Regions from separate parts of the Homo sapiens genome. Here region 1 is linked to region 2. A link is an interaction called in ENCODE POLR2A ChIA-PET data of the cell type or tissue named here. Cell type or tissue: GM12878. All regions are shown on one strand. Each heading gives the region's core, and the rest is flanking DNA. Links, peaks and the distances in the headings are about the cores only.

Region 1 (5,390 bases), core at 324-5,323, 110 kb before region 2:
TGGCTAATTAAAAAAATTTTTTTTTGTAGAGATGGAGTCCTGCTATGTTGCCCAGGCTGGTCTCTAACTCCTGGCCTCAAGCAATCCTCCCCACTCAGCCTCCCAAAGTCCTGGGATTACAGGGCTGAGCAACCTCACCTGGCCAGAAATGCAGATTTTTAGGCTCCACTCTAGAGCTGCTGAATCAGAAACTTTGGGGGTGAGACATGGGATTTCGTGTTTTACCATGTGCTCCAGGTCATTGCAATGCACAATAAAGTTTGAGAACCCACTGCTCAACAGCAATGAACTGAATGTTATGCAAATTCATTAATTTATGCAGCATAAATTTACTGAGCATCTACTATGTACCAGGCACGAGCATAGTGCTTCCTTTAGGAGGGAGATCAAAATGTCTCAGGACCCTCTGAGCCATTTAGACACATTGGGAGAGGGTAGGTAGGGGTAAGGAAGAGAACAAAATAGTGGATGTGAGAGAAAAAAGAGAAAGCTACAAAACTACCCAAAAACAATAATCATTTTACTGTGGCAGCTAAGCAGAAAGAGTATAAATATAGAGGAAAAAAATCTATTAAAAGAAGCAAGATTTCATGGTAATAATGAAAGAAACATGACAATATGACTTTATGACAGGTTTGTCTGAAAAATTATTGATGTTCTTTCCCCCATCTTTTGTCTTCAAAATAGCGCTTTAATTTCATAAATATGTTATCATCCTGAAAAAATAAATCTGAAAGAAAACTGAAAAAATCTGAAAGAGAACTCTCACTGAGCGTTCTCTCTCTCTAGGAAATCTCATGATACAAAGCAATTTGAGTGCAGGTAAATGCTAAAGGGATGTTACACCAACACTCAGTTCCTTGATTACTAGTATTTTCCTTACTTCCACAACTTCTTGTTTGTGACAGTTGGGATCAAGACTAAGAAGATTTTTTAGAATAAAAAATTACACAGTTTTGAGTTTCATTATCTAATTGGGTGTCAGTTATCTTGAAAGAAAATGAGAAGACTGGAATATTGTAACAGTAAACTCCACTAATGCTAAACTTTCTAAAGCAAAAACCTATCCTTTAATTTTTAACACAAAAGATTGGCACACTACAAGCAAATAATCCTATAGGTTATTATAATAAAAATGTACCATAGGGGAAAAATGTCTAAATGGATTGTTTTAATGAGGAATTGGCATTTACAACTATGCAGAAAATGTCTATTAGTTAGATTTTATTTATTCAGAATTTATAGCTGTTAGGACATTGTCCAGGCCTTCTGCTTTTGCAATGTCTATTAAAATGGGAGCTGGTTTTAAAAATTAACAGCATAAGCAACATTTAAAATAGGGAAGAAACTTAATGTGCTTAATTCAGCAAACTTTTCAAATAGTACTTGGTTATATCTAACATGTATTATCAGAAAATTTCTTTGTAACTTGGAAACGAGAAAAGAGAATGACTGGATTTTTTTTTTTTTTTGAGATGGAGTCTCGCTCTGTCCCCAGGCTGGAGTGCAGTGGCATGATCTCGGCTCACTGCAATCTCCGCCTCCCAGGTTCAAACGATTCTCCTTCCTCAGCCTCCCGAGTAGCTCGGACTATAGGCGTGCACCACCATGCCCAGCTAATTTTTGTATTTTTAGTAGAGACGGGGTTTCACCATGTTGGCCAGGATGGTCTCGATCTCCTGACCTCGTGATCCACCCATCTCGGCCTCCCAAAGTGCTGGGATTACAGGGGTCTGACTTTCTATTGGTTGGGCTATTTTACAGCTCAATAGGGGCAGAGGTTAACTTGTAGTTTCTGTCCAGCAGAGATGCAAATAATTTCTGTCCAGTGGAAAAGACAACCTCAATATTACAGTTTATTGCCCTGTTGTTTATTAACCAGTTTTGTATCTAACCCAACAATCTTATCCAAATATTCTTCTATAAATTGCCTATAGATATCTAGCTGCTCAAATGTTCTTTGAACTGGCTTTAACACCTTAGTGGTTCCTGCATTAAATAATTAGTTGAATAAAATCATTGGCATGTGTTCATTTTATATTTGCATGAGAGTTGTAATTTTGCCTTTTTGAGATTCATACTTTAGCAATAGTGGGCAATGACTTTTGTTTTTCTATTCATCAAAATAGCTCAAAGGCTGTTAGTTAAGCAATATTTCCAAAGTCATTAAGTAAGTTGTTGTTTTAATTCATAGAAGGCCGTGAAATTGATTCTACAAAAATCTTCCAAATCTCGATGTGTTATTATTCCTCCCCACTGGTATGAATTAGTGAGGTTCTGTTGCCTCAATACCTAATGATCATCTCGATGTCACACTATATGTGGCAGTGCCTGTGATGTGCTCTTTTGTTGTGGTGCCTAGAATTGCGTGTACATTAAAAAACAACAACAACAGTGACAAATACATTCCTCAGTATAAGCAAGATCATGGGGAAAAATAGATTGTAGTAAGAATAATAGAGATTACATCTATCATAGGAGAAAGAGAATTTCTAAAGTGCATTATTATCAGGAAGCAGGAATAAAACACCAGGCATGCAGATTTTCCCAATTCAGTTCTGAAATGCAAGCCAACATCATGCCAGCCGCTAAACGAAAACCAAGTCTTACTTAGCTGCCTCTGATGCTTCCCTCAGTTCTTCATCCAGTCTGCAGGAGCAAAAATTATTGGTGTGGAAAAGAAACAAAAGAGAAGCAAGCACAGCATGAGACAGTCACTCAGCAAAGCAGGGCCAAATGAAAGTGGTGCATATGTGCTTTTCGAAACTGTCTTCTGGAGCCCTGAGACGTACTCCTTCCATTAAATATGTTGTCATTGCCTCCCATTCAGTGTTTATGTACATTTACTTTGCAAATTCCTTCATAAAATGTAGACATAAGTTGCAAAGGGATCAGAAACATGCTGGCTGAATAAAGCTGAAAACATCCACGTCAGTCTGGTGGGTACAGTTCAAGTTAGCTTGCAGCCTGGGCCAAGTCAGGGATGTATCTGGTTTAGTAGGTTTCAGTTGCAAATTAGGTTGACCTCAACAGCTTTACACACAGGACAAAGACTGAAAATGGCATACAAAAGACTGATACAGTGACCTCTTGCTCTGGTAGCTTGTTGAGGTCACCCACAAGTAAAACACTGGTGTACACACACAGGGTCCAGCATGAATAGGAGATCAGGAGATTTTACCTCACACTTCTCTTATAAGATCTCTCTTCATCGTACCTTACAAGATAAAAAACGAGTGCCATAAGGAAAATGAGCAAACAGATGGGAAAAATGACAAGTAAATGATTTAAATGACAGTCAAATCATGAGAGAAAATGCCTATCCAGATACAGTCATGCACCATGTAACATCATTTGGGTCAGTGATGGACCACATATATGGTAGTGGTCCCCTAAATTAGAATACCATAATTTGACAGTATCTTTTCTACGTGTACATACACAAATACTTACCATGGTGTTATAGCTGCCTGCAGTATTCAGTACAGTAACATGCTGTACAGGTGTGTAGCCTAGGAGCAACAGGTTATAGCAGATAGCCTAGGTGGTGTAGTGGTCTCTACCATCGGGGTGGTTTGTATAAGTTCACTATGATGTCTACACAATGATGAAAACATCTAAAGACGCACTTCTCAGAACATGTCTCTGTCATTAGGTGATGTATGATGGTAATAATAAAATTGACATTTGGGGGAAATCTTATTTTCATTAGAAAACAATCAATGTTTATAATTTATAAATATATGCAGTCAAACCTCATTATTTGCAGATTCTATATTTGTAAATTTGCCTCTTCACTAGCATGTATTTATAAACACAAAATCAATACAAAGTACTTTTTGGGTCACTTGTGGACATGTGCAGAGTGGAGAAAAATTTGAGTTGCCCAACATTCATGTTGCCACCTGGCAATGTGTGAGGCTCTGTCTTCTTGTTTCATACTGTAAACAAGTGTCCTTTTCACAACCTTTTTAGTGCCTTTTTTTCCGCTCATTTTTGTATTTTTCCTTGGTGATTTTGCTGTTCAAATTGGCTTCCAAGCATAGGGCTGAAATACTGTATTGGGAATACTAGTATTCCCAAGTGCAGGAAAGCTGTGATGTGCCTTATGAAGAAAATATGTGTATTAGATAAGCTTTGTTTATGCACAAGTTACAATACTGTTGGCCATGAGTTCAATGTTCATAAATCAACAATGTATACTAAGTAAGGTTCATTTAAACAGAAACACACATAAAAAAAGGTTATATATTGATTGATTGATGAAAACATTGTGACCAGATGCTTGCAGGAACTGAACATCCTGTATTTTCCCTTGGAACACTATTTCAGTATTCACTAATTAAGTGTTTGCAGTGACTTTATAGAACATAACTGCCACAAATAATGAGAATCAACTGTAACCAATGATTATAAATTTGGTTCTAGGTTGGGCAAGTTTTTCTTTCATTTAAGCCCTTTGATGACAGGCTCCATCTCAGCTGAGGACTGGTTGTGGGAGTGGCTGAGATTAGATCCTTTGAATGTTATTCAGTGATAAAAAGGAGCCATGGCTCGTATCCATTTGAAATTTGCAAAACATGAAATTGAGGTGATGAAGGTCAGTAACAGAAATGGCAGAAAGGACATCCCAAGGAGATGAATTACAGAAAACAGAACACATGGACATGTGGGCAGCACATGAATGGTGGTAAATTTCTTTCTCCAGAAAAAAATTTTTCCAACTAGAACCCTTCCTCCTGAAGTAACTTTTCCCAAATGGAGCCCTTGAAAACTGATGTGTGCAGTTGAATGAAAAATGTCCTAGGTATACTTAACTTCTCATTTGAACTTTCCCATATGATGGAGAGTCTCTAAAAGCAACAGGTGTAACAATAAATAAGATTCTGGATTGCGAACTCTGTGCTGGGAGGCTTTGCAAGTGCTTTGTGTACCCTGTTTGCATTCAACCCTCAGAACCATTCCAGGAAGTGCAACTTACTTCCTTACTTTACAGATGCTGAAGCTGAGACTCAGAATATTTTAATTAATTAATCATTTTAATAGATGACTTGAAGTCTCAGAGACATTGAGAGGTAGGAGAGAAGGTTCAAATCTAAGTCTCTAAAGCCCATTCACTTTTCATTCTATTGCCTCTGTCACACCATGGAAGTGTTACCGTGTTTACTTGGAAAGTGGTCAATGCTCAATTCCACTAGAAGAGAGAATGTCCTTGTCATCTTATAGAATGTGAGTGTTTCCATACTTCTTCATCTTTTTTTTTTCTTCTTCTTTTTTGAGACAGCGTCTCACTCTGTCAACCAGGCTTGAGTGCAGTGGTGCGATCTCGGCTCACTGCAATTTCCGCCTCCCAGGCTCAAGCAATCCTACCACTTTAATCTCTTGAGTAG
Region 2 (5,390 bases), core at 179-5,178:
GGATTTTAACATATGAAGTTTGGGGCAACACAAACATTCAGACCGGCGAGTAGGGAGAAAATAAAGCACTTCTTTGTACATGACTTCATTCTTGGGCTTCCTAGTATTCCAGTACCTGAACATGGCAGCAGAAGAGGTCTAAATGGAAGCAATTATTGTATTATCTATTGCCTCATACAGGTTTTGAGAACCACAAGCCTTCCTACCCTCCACACTGACCCGGGAAAGGTGGGGCCACTCTATGTGGTGCAGCATCCTTCTTTATGGGACAGTATAAGATGGTAAATGGAGAGGCTACCCCATTTCTGTTCGCACACAGTTCTGCTGTCATCAACAGCAGCCAAGTTCTTTTCGTGTGTAGCTGTATTCCTTCTTGATGAGATAAAACTAAGAAATGTGCTCAATTGTAGCCTTGCTGTATAGAAAGCACAAGAGGCTACCTTGTACCTTCTCTTCCTTATTTACAGGTTAGAGTCTATTTATTAGTAAGCTGCCAGGTTGATGAGTCAAGGAATTATGAAGCTCTGGCAGTTGCTTGCCTCCAGCCCCATCCTTTCTTGAGACAAGCACAGATGAGCATTCAAACCAAGCTCAATATTGAATCACTGGCAGTGCTCGACTGTTCTGCTAACATCAGTGACAGCAGAAATTTATAGACACCGCTGCAGGGCAGCACATATAGGTGTGGAGTGCATGACCATACAAAAATATTACAGGTCCCGTATTCAGAAACTGTACCAGGAGCTATCTACTTTAGCAACATAGCCTCAGGTACAAATTTACATGCAAGAATTCATATTCTACCAAATAAATCCCAGGCAAACAGAGTAATGCAAAAACATATTTCCTGCTGTCAAGAAAATTTCTGGCAAAATTAATCAACCATTCATCCATTCAGGCTCTTTGCATACCCTTTTGTCAAAGAGGGAATACTAAGAGATTTCTTTTCTCTTCCATGCACTCATTTCAATGAATTGAAGAATCCATCAAGCTTGAGTTGATTTATTGAACTGTCTCTTGGCTCAGCAGTACAACTACAGCAAATGAACTGGTAACTTCTCCTAAAACCAGCAGTGATTCAATTCAACAATATCTGATTTATTTAACTCTTTATAATTCCAGATTTAACTTATTTTTGCATTTCTAAGCAGAACAATTTTTTGGATAAAACCTTGCATATTTGCATGCATTATTTAGTATTCTGAAAGCAGTGATTAAAACATACAGAGCCTAAGACTTCTTCTTTTAAGAGACTTTAATAGCACATTTAAATTAGGTAGTTTTTTAAACAACGACTTATTTAAATACCTACAGCTGTGTTTTAAATGTTTCAAAGTGTTTTTTTTCTGGTGGTTAATGTTAATATTAACATTAGATGACCAATCACTTTGGTTTAGAGCACTAAAAACATACAAAATGCTTATTTTTGTATTTAATCATTCTACCAGGTAAGGAGAATCACTGTGAGGGGATATTTAAGGCGTAAACATTAGCGAGCAACCGAGCTGACTGTTTAAACACGGGTTTTTTCACTAAATCGCGTCCACTGAGCCCCATGGAGCCCATTTATCACACAACCAACTTTGCATTTTTCTTTGTAAAGATGTACGACCTTTGCCTATTAGATTTCATTAGCAGGGCACCATACAAGGCTCCTTTGCACATGGCAGGATAGAAAGCTCAACATCCTCGCCTCGAGGATTTGTGGGAACAAGCTCGTCTTCAATCTTTGTCCCTGGGAGGCACTTTTAACACCTGCCAACCATAGCACTATCATCAGAAAAACATTTAGAGATTTATCTTCGGGCTGGTAATTATAAGAGATAATTTGTTTGGAGTATGGATAAAGTTGGTCTAGCATAAACAAACTAGAGGCTCAAATTACATGATGAACATCATTAACTATTGATTTAACCACTGCAGGTCTGCAGGCTCACTGACACTCTCTGAAGATGGCGGGTTCCTAAAAAGTCATGAGAGTTGAGGGATGCATTTCAGTGTATGCTCAGAGACATCATGGCTTTCATCATCTTCCTTCTTCTTCTGAGTAACCAACTCTAGGTAACCTCTGTTTAGAAGTCTGAACATTAAGCACAAAAGAATTATTTGATACTTCTCATGTTTTAGAATTGAAATTACTTTGCTTTAGGAAGATTTTTAGAGGGATGAAGTCAAAGGTAGCATGTGTCATAGAGCACATTAACCTTTCAAAGCCCTTTGAAAGACTTTGAAATATATTATTATCTTATCACAGCCTCATAATCACCCTGTGAAGTGGGCAGAGCTGGTGTTGGAATCCAATTTTATAAGAAAACTGACACGGGGAGGGAGCTAAGAGCTTAAGGGCCTCAACCAAACTACATTACGCATGGATTACCTCGTATATTCCACTATTCTTATCCCATTTTCCACAAAGAACACCAAACTGCAGAAGTAAAACAGGATACTAAGGAGGAAGAGAAAAATCTCATGGACAAATATATAGTAGATGTAAAAATAAATGCTAGAGTGCAGGAGTAGAATTCCTGGTTTGGATACCAGCTGTAGCCCATGCAGCTCTGTCATTAAGTAGTGATGTGGCTCGATGTGAAAAGTGACAGCCTCAAGCTCTCGGTTTAGAGCCATGCCTATAAACACAGGAAGTACTCAATAAATGACACTATTAATAGTCTTTAATGCTATCATGAATGATGATAACAAAAAGAATGGGGTTGGCAAGCACCACTGAGCCTTTCCCAAATATAAGTCTATATAATCGCTTACCAGAAATCCCTGGAACCAGGGATATAGTTTGTTACTGAATTTTTTTTTTTTTAATTTGAGAAAGGTAAAATGGTGCTTATAATGTATACTATGAATCAACCCAAGTGAAGCCTAGGGCAGCTCCCCTAAAGCACACAAATATATATGCATCAAAATATATAAAGAGGGATAAAGGCCATAAATATCACATCAGAGTTTGCTGTCAGAGTTTCAAAAGCCCTAGAGTTTTCGGAACTCTTTAGATTTCAAAATTGTAGATGGGGGACTACAGACCTGGATTAATTCTCAATAAAATGTTAACTATCCACCAGGCGCGGTGGCTCATGCCTGTAATCCCAGCTCTTTGGGAGGCCAAGGCAGGCAGATCACGAGGTCAGGAGTTTGAGACCAGTCTGGCCAACATAGTGAAACCCCGTCTCTAATAAAAATACAAAAAATTAGCCGGATGTGGTGGTGTACACCTGTAATCCCAGCTACTCGGGAGGGTGAGGCAGGAGAATTGGGTGAACCTGGGAGGTGGAGGTTGCAGCGAGCTGACCTGGGCGACAGTATGATACTCTGTTTCAAAAAAAAAAACAAAGTTAACTATCAAATATCCAGTGCTCAGTGAAAAAGAGCAGGGATCATTTCTAATTATATGTGGAGGTTAATTTAGAATTAGGCATTGAAGACCGGGCACGGTGGCTCACGCCTGTAATCCCAGCACTTTGGGAGGCCGAGGCAGGCGGATCACGAGGTCAGGAGATCGAGACCATCCTGGATAGCATGGTGAAACCCCATCTCTACTAAAAATACAATAAATTGGCCAGGCATGGTGGTGGGTGCCTGTAGTCCCAGCTACTTGGGAGGCTGAGGCAGGAGAATGGCGTGAACCCGGGAGGTGGAGCTTGCAGTGAGCTGAGATCGTGCCTCTGCACTCCAGCCTGGGTGACAGAGCAAAACTCCGTTTCAAAAAAAAAAAAAAAAAAGATTTAGGCATTGAAGGGTCATCTGGCTGAGCCCCAACACGAGTCAATTCAAAGAGAGCCAAAAGGCATTAAAATAAAATTGTATTAATATGAACTCTACTAATTAATACAAATGGTGGATTGTTTGAAATTTGCATTTGCTTTCTCAATGAAAAAACATCTATTGGTTCTCAAATAATGCAAGACAAATGTTTTCCTTGCTTAAGAATAAGAACCCTTTATATTTAATTAAACATTTTTATAATTAAAACATAAATTTTAATATTTAATTAGAATTCCCTCTTAGCTAGTGATCGAGGTAGATAACCAAAATTCCTCTAGTTATCAGGCATCTGTTGGCTGATTGAAGTTATATGTTTCTAAAAGTTAGAAAACTAATTTTGTTTTTTAAATAATCACAAATTCACATCTCACTATTGAGATGGTTTCTCCTAGACACTCTTACATATTGATTTCTCCTACACTTATTTAAATTAGTGATGCTTGAACCCCACATCAAATGAACTCTTTCCTAGAGATAGGGCCACATTAAGATTTCAAAGCTGATTTCTTGTCAAGATTTAAGGGTGAAGAATACACTCACAAAAATTTTAAAATAATCTATGTGTAGGAACCCAAAAATTCCATTAAGTATAATACATTTGCTAATCATATACAAATATGGCCTATAAATGCACTGTGGTGTAAGTAGTACTCATTTCCCCATCAGCTGAGTTTTTAATTTAAATACACTGACAGAATTAGTTCTCAACTATCTCAAGACAACTGTTTTTCTTTATGTGATTTTTCTCTAACCAAATTATTGTAGTTGGCATCCCTCTTGAAGTTATCAAGATATATTTGCCATAACCCAAAGACATGTGTCATGGAATAGATGGCAACTAACAGTATCAACTGATAGATTCATGAAACAGAATACAGAGCCCAGAAAGCATATCTAGGAATTTAATATACTGTGGAGTCCTAATTAGGGAAAAGGAGTCAGGCTGGTGGGACCAGGGGAAAGCAAAGAGATAAAGCAAATAAGCTAGGAATCAGCCTTTCTTCATGGTCCAGAACATACAAACAAAAAGAAGAAGCAGAAAAGCTATAGGTCTGCTTTTCTTTATGGGCCAGGACATATGGCCCTCCTGCGAAGGTAACTCACATACCTCACAAACTTCCTGCTTACCATCAAACGCCTCCATTTATCAAAACACCTCAGCTGACAGAAGAATGCAAGTTAGCTCCCCCTACCTTGGTGTTATCCATCAGGCTGAGAACAATCCTATAAAATCTCCAGCAAGCCTTTGTCTCCTTGCAGTCAGCTTCCCGCAAGCTTATTTGCCTGTTGCCTCCTTGCAACACATTTTCCTACGTTCTCTACTAAATCTGCCTTTCTCTACCTACAGCTGTCTTGGTAAATTCTTGTACTCCCATGCCACTGGCCCAGATAGTCGTGGCTCACCCACAACATATATGACAGGTTGGTGTTTCAAATTCACCAATCTGGCTGTTTTGACTAATAAAATGTTAACAACATAATTGGTATACATCTGAAGAAAGAATGCTAGAATTAAATTTCAGATGAATTAGAGATCTAAACGTAAAAATGTTAAATAATAAACTATTTTAAGGGAATCAGGAGGATTACATAATCCTGTACCTGGCAGAGCTTAT

What was found. ChIA-PET counts read pairs that join two places held together with the same protein. Peaks named below come from ENCODE experiments on the same cell type or tissue, not always from the same donor. Only the 100,000 strongest peaks of a DNase experiment are listed, where the experiment ranks them.
Region 1: POLR2A ChIA-PET joins it to region 2 with 6 read pairs; 2 of 35 experiments call an interaction of 5 or more read pairs at or near these places.

What each region holds. Positions count from the first base shown.
Region 1 is chr9:76,621,842-76,627,231 of GRCh38, forward strand. It overlaps PRUNE2 (prune homolog 2 with BCH domain), which reads right to left. Exons shown (of 19, transcript NM_015225.3): 17 at 2,611-2,649. All of the region lies in intron 5 of LOC105376095 (a long non-coding RNA gene), which reads left to right. Among named protein-coding and RNA genes, the nearest start is that of PCA3, 140 kb to the right of the region's middle. In GM12878, for the core only: no CTCF peak of the experiment used is centred there; a DNase peak (open chromatin) is centred at 2,990; H3K4me3 peaks cover 426 bases; H3K27ac peaks cover 256 bases.
Region 2 is chr9:76,736,736-76,742,125 of GRCh38, forward strand. All of the region lies in intron 6 of PRUNE2 (prune homolog 2 with BCH domain), which reads right to left. Among named protein-coding and RNA genes, the nearest start is that of PCA3, 25 kb to the right of the region's middle. In GM12878, for the core only: no CTCF peak of the experiment used is centred there; no DNase peak of the experiment used is centred there.